Regions from separate parts of the Homo sapiens genome. Here region 2 is linked to region 1. Evidence: read pairs that join two places in POLR2A ChIA-PET (ENCODE). Cell type or tissue: IMR-90. All regions are shown on one strand.

Region 1 (4,000 bases):
GAACTTTTATGTAGGGCTACCTGCTCATTTCTGAGATGTTCTGACTTGGATTTAGCATCCCATTGTAAATAAAGTAGGTTAGCTGGGAAGTTCTTCGACAACCAACTTGATTTCAAGACATTTTTATTATTTATTTATTTATTTATTTATTTATTTAGAGACGGAGTCTTGCTCTGTCGCCCAGGCTGGAGTGCAGTGGTGCAATCTCGGCTCACTGCAACCTCCGCCTCCCCGGTTCAAGCGATTCTTCCCCCTCAGCCTCCCAAGTAGCTGGGATTACAGGCGTTCACCACCACGCCCCCGCTTTTTTTTTTTTTTTGTATTTTTAGTAGAGACGGGGTTTCGCCATGTTGGCCAGGCTGGTCTCGAACTCCTGGCCTCAGGTGATCTGCCTGCCTGCCTTAGCCTCCCAAAGTGTTGGGATTACAGGCGTGAGCCACTGCGCCTGGCCGTTTTTTTCCAAAAAAAAAAAAAAAAGAGGTAAACACTTTTTCACCAAAGAGTCAGTCCCGTGTAGAAACAATAAATCCAAACACCAGTTTCTAGATACGTCTCTTGAGTATTTCAATAAATACTCCTTTCCGTCTCAGGCCTTGGAGGCTGTGCTCGTTTTAAAGTTCTGGAAGCAGTATCTCATGGATGACGGGGACATCTAGAGGCTGCTGGGAAAACTACAGACAACTATGATTCTTTAGCAAGCATTACGGTGCTACTCAAGGGCGGTTCCAGAACCCCACCACTGGCATCACCCAGGAGCTTGTTAGAAATGCAGAATCTCAGGCCCCAGACATACTGAATCAAAACCTGCACTTTAAGAAGGTCTTTCTGTGCAGGGAGCCATGGCTCATGCCTGTAATCCCAGCACTTTGGGAGGCTGAGGCAGGAGGGTGGCTTGAAGCCAGAGTTTCAGACCAGCCTGGGCAATAAGGCTAGACCCCTTGTCTCTACCAAAAATAAAAATAAAAAATAAGCTGCGTGTGGTGGTGCGCGCCTATAATCCTAGCTACTTGAGAGGCTGAGGGAGGAGGATCACTTGAGCTCAGGAGTTCGAGGCTGCCAATGAGCGATGATTGTGCCATTGTACTCCAGCCTGCGTCAAAGCAAGACTGTCAATCCAAAAAAAAAAAAAAAAGCCTAAGGCAAAATTGGCACACAACACCTTTATTGATGTCATCTGAGTATGACCTAGCTTTACAACAGACATCTTCCCAACCCCACTGAAGGCAATCAGAACCATCTGCCTTGGAAACACTGGGTCAAAAGCAAGTCTCGGCCTGGGACGGTGGCTCACGCCTGTAATCCCAGCACTTTGGGAGGCCAAGGCAGGTGGATCACTTGAGGTCAAGTGTTTGAGACCAATCAGCCCGGCCAATATGGAGAAACCCCGTCTCTACTAAAAATACAAAAATTAGCCGGGCGTGGTGGCATGCGCCTGTAGTCCTGGCTACTCGGGAGGCTGAGGCAGGCGAATTGCTTGAACCTGGGAAGCGGAGGTTGCAGTGAGCTAAGATCGCGCCATTGCACTCCAGCCTGGGCACTGCAGTGAGATTTGGTCTCAAAAACAAAACAAACGCAAGTCTCCATATTTAAATAACCCTGCATGAGAAACATTACAGGAATGTTTCCCAGCTCATCTATGTTCCTTTAACATCTACACAGCACTTGAGGTGGACTGAGAATGTCCTCAAGAGACAGGGCACACAAACATTTCCTAGAACAATGAGAAACCCCTGAAGCGATATTTCTGGTGACCCAGATACTGAAAATACAGGCCCAGAAGGCCCTGTATCCACTAAGCAAATAGTTCTGCATTTCCGGAGTCAGGGGTTCTATACACACCTCTCGTCAAGCCTGGATCAATCTCCACTTTTTCAATGTAGGTACTGCCTAACCCAATCCCTCCCAATCCCCACCTCCATGATCCTCTCCCGTTTCTTATTCTCACTGCAATTAATTTATATAATTCCTGAGGGACTTGGTGCCTCACAAGCAGTTTTTTTTTTTTTTTTTCTGCCAGGTCTAGACTGCAGGCTCTTTGAGGGAAAAGACAGTCACTATCATCTCAATGGTATACCACAGCTTGCAGCACAATGGCCCACAGATCTACTGATGACAGACCAAATATCTCACAAATTGTGATTTAATACCATTATTCCTTGGGGCTTATACTGCAACTTACCTTACAAAACCCTACCCATGGAAATCCAGTGGCTATGACCATTCCTATCTATTTTACAAAATGACGACTGCTAAAAATCAGTCTAATAAGCAAACATACTAGGTAAAATTACCCAGTAACAGAGCCCCGCCCTCCCTACTCCCAGCTACCTTTTTCAAACTCTAATACCAGTCGTTCTGATATGCTTGAGAAGCAAATGAATCCTGAACTCTAGCCTGGAAAAGAATTTGTATGTGGTGAGTCAGTGAGATACACAGACCAGGCTCTACTAGCCTCCCACATGTATTCATGTACAAATGACAAAAACTAGCACAAATATGCTGCAAATAAAATAGTTTTGTTTTGTTTTTTGAGACAGAGTTTCGCTCGTTGCCCAGGCTGGAGTGCAATGGCACGATCTCGGCTCATTGCAACCTCCGCCTGCTGGGTTCAAGCAATTTTCCTGCCTCAGCCTCCGAGTAGCCGGGATTACAGGCGCCTGCCACCACACCCAGCTATTTTTTTTTTTTCTTTTTTTGAGACTGAGTTTCACTCTTGTTGCCCAGGCTGGAGTGCAATGGCACAATCCCAGCTCTCCGCCTCCCGGGTTCAAGCGATTCTCCTGCCTCAGCCTCCCCAGAGTAGCTGGGATTACAGGCATGCACCAAGCTGGCTAATTTTGTATTTTTAGTAGAGAAGGGGTTTCACCATGTTGGCCAGGCTGGTCTCAAACTCCCGACCTCAGGTGACCCACGGGCCTTGGCCTCCCAAAGTGCCGGGATTACAGACATGAGCCATGGTGCCTGGCCCAATAAAAATCTTAAGAGCTTTGCTCAGTTACCTGGTTGAGGTTTATGATGCTGGATTCTATTTCAAAAGTTAAAAATCTAGGTGTCCTAAGAAGTACTACTAGGGCAACTGGCCTTCTCTTCCTGCCTTTTTTGTAGTGTGCTGACAAGTTCTTCAGGATTCATAATTCTTTACCTCTAAGGAAGCTGCAAAAATGGAGTTAACTATTAAATATACAAAAAGCACCTAACAATGATCCCATAGAAAATTTTGGTATAGTTACAATCTAGTATGAACCGTTTGAAGACTGGTGAGGAAATTTAAAGGTCTAATCCACCAGGTACTGTGAAACTATCCCTGTGGAAGTTTAAGTGGTCACAAAAGATGTAATCTTCTTCTGTCCCCTAACAGGAAGGGAACTGAAATAGGAACCACTGGAAATATCCTGAAGGGGGAAAGAAGAGGAAAAGATCAGATATCAATATTTATTAAAATCTTTATTCATTTTCTTTTTTCAGAATTGAAACCCATAGAACACATTAGAAATTTAGATCCATATCTGTCTTGTTTGGTATCTTACCAAGTACAATCTCTGTCTGTGCAACAGCTCTGAGAGGAAATCCTTGGCAGATCAAAAGAGAGGGTAGTGGCTCCCACACTTTCCATTTAAGCAAATAAATGAGCTTCTGAGTAGTTGTTCCCAGTTTCACCCAACATTTTGTGTTTATGAGAAACACCTTAGTTCCTAAAAACCTGTGGTAGTCCAGTACCTAGCCCCTACCTTGTCACCACCCAGACTTGAGGAATTGAAGGGAAAAAAACTGGCCTTCCCCTGTAGGATGAGTTTCCCAAGGCCAGATGTGCCTGGCTCACTAGTATGTCTGGCCTGTGCTGGCACACTAGAGTTGCTCAGTAGTTATTCGCTGATGAATGGTCTTTATGTTAATTAGGGTCCACTCTCAGAGACTGAGAACCTTTCACTAAGGTTCTTTCTGAATCCTTCAGAAAGTCAGTGTTCCCCTTTGTCAAAATAAATATGTTTTTCTTGCTAGA
Region 2 (4,000 bases), 420 kb before region 1:
AGAATAGCCTGATCTTGAAAAAAAACAAATTTGGAGGATTTATATTACCTGATTTTAAAACTTATTACAAAACAATAGTAATGAAGGCAGTTTGGAGACGGTGACAATGTTGACAAATGGATCAACAGAACACAACAGAATGTCCAGAATAATACCAAGACATATATGGTTAAAAGGTTTTCAATCAAGATACAAAGGCATCTCAATAGAGAAAGTACAGCCTTTTCAGCAAATGGTGCTAAAACAATTGGATATCCAAATGCCACAAAATGAACTTGAATCCAACCCCAGCACCATATTTTTAAAAGTTAACTCAAAATGGGTCATAGACTTGAATATAATGCCTAAAACTCTAAAACTTCTAGAAGAAAACATAGGAGAAAATCTTTATGATGTTGTTATGCAAAAATTTCTTTAGATAGAATACCAAAAGCAAGGTCTATAAAAGAAAAAAAATCAGAGATTGAACTTCATCAAAATTAAGAACTTCTCTCTTTGAAAGACACTATAACTGGGCATGAGGTTCATGTCTGTAATCCTGGCTACTCTGGAGACTGAGGTGGGAAGATCACTTGAGCTCAGGAGTTCAAGTCCAGCCTACGCAACATAGTAAAATACTATCTTAGGAAAAAAAAAAAAAGACAAATCACAGACTGAGAGAAGATATTTTAAAATCATGTATCTGATAAAAGACTTGGTATCGAGAAAAAAAACAGCTGTCTAAACTCAATAATAAGGAAACAAACAAATCAATACTAAACGGGTCAAAGATTTGAACAGACATTACACCACAGAAAATACATGGATTACAAATACACACATGAAAAGAAGTTCAACATCATTGGTCATTAAGAAAATGCAAATTAAAACCACAATAACATCCCACTACTCACTTATTAGAATGTATAATTTTAAAAGACTGACTATATCAGCCAGGCGCAGTGGCTCACACCTGTAATCCCAGCACTTTGGGAGGCTGAGGAGGGCGGATCACTTGAGGTCAGGAGTTTGAGACCAGCCTGGTCAACACGGTGAAACCCCATCTCCACTAAAAATACAAAAATTAGCCCGGCATAGTGGTGCACGCCTGTAGTCCCAGGTATTCAGGAGGCTTAGGAAGCAGAATTGCTTGAACCCAGGAAGCAGAGGTTGCAGTGAGCCAAGATCATGCCACTGCACTCCAGCCTGGGCAACAGAGCGAGACTCCATCTCAAAAAAAATTTTAAAAAGACTGACTATATCAAGTGTCAGTGAGTATGTAAAGCAACTGGAACTCTCAGATACTGCTGGCAAGAGTGTAAAAATGGTTTAACCACCTTTTAAGAAATTGATATATCATATTTGTACATATTTTGGAGTACATGTGATATCTTGATGCATGTGTACAATGTGTAAAGATCAAAGCAGGGTAACAGGGGTATCCATCACCTCAAACATTTATCTTTTCTTTATGTTGGAGATAGCCAATTCTTCTCTTCTAGCTATTTTGAAATATACAGCGAATTATTGTTAACTATAATTTCCCTAATGTACTAATGAATACTAGAGCTTATTCCTTCTACCTAACTGCACTTTTGTACCCATTAGCCACTTTGGAAGGCAGTTTGACCGTTTCTTTAAAAGTTAAACACACACATTCCATGTGACTCAGCCATTCCATTCCTAGATATCAACCCAAGAGAAGTGAAAGTATACATCCATTCAAAGACTTACATATGAATATGCACTGAAGTTATCTAGTAATAATTTAAAACTGGAAACAATTCAAATGCATAACAACAGAGACTAAATAAATTGTGTCTATCCATACAATGAAATATTACTCAGCACTAAAAAGCATAAGTGGTTGATAAAAGCAACAATATGTGTGAATCTCTAAGTAATCATGCTTAGTGAAATAAGTCAGAGAAAAAAAAGTATATTCTTTATAATTCCATTTTTATAAATTCTAGAAAATAAAAAAAATCTTTGGTGTTAGTAGATCAGACATTGGTGACAAGATGAGGCTGGAAGGATAAATAAAAGAGGAGTACAAGGAAACTCTGGGTGTGTTTGATATGTTCCCTATTTTTCATTTTTATTAATTGTTTTTATGAGTATATGCATATTTTAGAACTTATAAGATTGTATTCTTTAAATATGTGAGCTTGTTGTACATCAATTGAACTTCAAAAATCTGATAAAAACAAACAAAACAAAAACAAAACTAAGGGGAAGACAGAGTTATTACCTTCAACTTATCCACCTCATAAAGGTCTTCAGTAGCATTTTTGTGTGAGTTAGTGGATTTACTCAGAGCCATTGCTGTTACCATCCCTTTGCAACAACTGCAAAAAGGGGGAAAAAAAGAAAAAGAAAAAGAGCAAATACACACTCAGCATAACCTATTTATTGCTGGTTCTTCTTCTAAGTGTTTAAAATTTTAAAAATCCAGACAAAGTGGAAGTTCACCATAATAATTCAGCTACTGACTCACCAAGGAGAATAATTTGTCTCCTCAATTTCTTACCCTTGTCCTCCTTCTCCCTTCCATCCCTCTTATTCTTGACCCTTAGTAATACTGAATTGAAATGAAGGGAAAATTTGCTTAGAATGCAAAAGCTACTTCCTGAATTTAAAGTAATGATAGCATCAAGCTTGCATCTCAGTTAATAGATTACAATTTTCCAGACTTCATCTTTATTCAGTGGAAATCTTCTAGCTTTTCAGATATAAGGGTTTGTGGGTTGTTGTTTTTTTTTTTCTTCCATTTTGTAAAAAGAAGTTTTGGTTGGCATTTAGTGAAGCACATAAAAGTATACATTCAGGGCTGGGCATGGTGGCTCATGGCTGTAATTCCAGGACTTTGGGAGGCCAAGGTGGGCAGATCACTTGAGATCAGGAGTTCGAGACCAGCCTGGCCAACATGGCAAAACTCTACCTCTACTAAAAATACAAAAATTACCCAGGCATCGTGGTGCATGCCTGTAAATCCCAGCTACTCAGGAGGCTGAGGCACAAGAATCTCTTGAGCCTGGGAGGTGGAGGCTGCAGTGAGCCGAGATCACGCTACTACATTCTAGCCTCGGTGACAGAAGAAAACTCTGTCTAAAAAAATACATGACGGTACACAAGAAACTACAATATTCTTCTTAAATCCACTCCCTCACCAGTATGTGTAAAAGTGTAAGATGTGTCTTATTTATGCAAGAAAGTGAGTCCTTTTTTCCTAATTCTTACTCCCACATACACACACTTCTCATCCTGCCCGTGCCAACAGTTTTCAAAAGAAAAACCAAAATCTCATATTATAACTGCTCACAGTGTTAAAGCTAGTTGAAAAACTGAACTAGTATTTCTTTCAAGGTTTTAAAATAACTCCTATTGCTACTACTTCACTGTCTCTTCTCTGTTATATGCGACATTCAATTCTTCAAAAGGGCAACAATAAAATAACCGCTTCACCTGCTCAAATAGCTGGAGTATTGGTACAACTTCCTTGTCAGTTCAATCGCATCTAGCTCCAATCGCGCAACTCCTATATCATGTTTCTCAGCACTTTCCTCCTCCAACTTTAGGAGACAGTCTTGGTCAGTAAAGTTGGGTATCATTAAAATCAGCAAGTTTACCATCCACTGGATCATAGATATATGTAACTCATCCATCTGTTAAAAAATGAGTATAATACAAATGACCCACTTTAAATAAATCAAACAGTAAAAATCACACCAAATTTTAAAATAGAAATGATCGTGCCTGTGTCCAACTTTCAACATTATAATTCTTAATGAAATCAAGTCATCAGCTAGCATGACCCTATTTTCTTTTGCTCACTACATGACACTAAGCTACTCTCTTCTTTTTATTGATATCTATTTATTTAATTTTTTTGAAACGGGGTGTCACTCTGTTGCCCAGGCTGGAGTGCAGAGGCATAATCATAGCTCACTGCAACCTTGACCTCCCCAGGCTCAGGTGATCCATCCATCTTAACCTCCTGAGTAGCTGGGACCACCATGCC

Evidence for each region. ChIA-PET counts read pairs that join two places held together with the same protein. Peaks named below come from ENCODE experiments on the same cell type or tissue, not always from the same donor. Only the 100,000 strongest peaks of a DNase experiment are listed, where the experiment ranks them.
Region 2: POLR2A ChIA-PET joins it to region 1 with 12 read pairs; 1 of 35 experiments calls an interaction of 5 or more read pairs at or near these places.

Annotation. Positions count from the first base shown.
Region 1 is chr1:179,075,993-179,079,992 of GRCh38, reverse strand. FAM20B (FAM20B glycosaminoglycan xylosylkinase) reads right to left here. Exons shown (of 8, transcript NM_014864.4): 8 at 3,426-4,000. Among named protein-coding and RNA genes, the nearest start is that of TOR3A, 4.1 kb to the left of the region's middle. In IMR-90, a CTCF peak has its summit at 646; DNase peaks (open chromatin) are centred at 642 and 2,422.
Region 2 is chr1:179,491,182-179,495,181 of GRCh38, reverse strand. AXDND1 (axonemal dynein light chain domain containing 1) reads right to left here. Exons shown (of 26, transcript NM_144696.6): 19 at 3,445-3,644; 20 at 2,231-2,327. Among named protein-coding and RNA genes, the nearest start is that of NPHS2, 83 kb to the left of the region's middle. In IMR-90, no CTCF peak of the experiment used is centred here; a DNase peak (open chromatin) is centred at 1,651.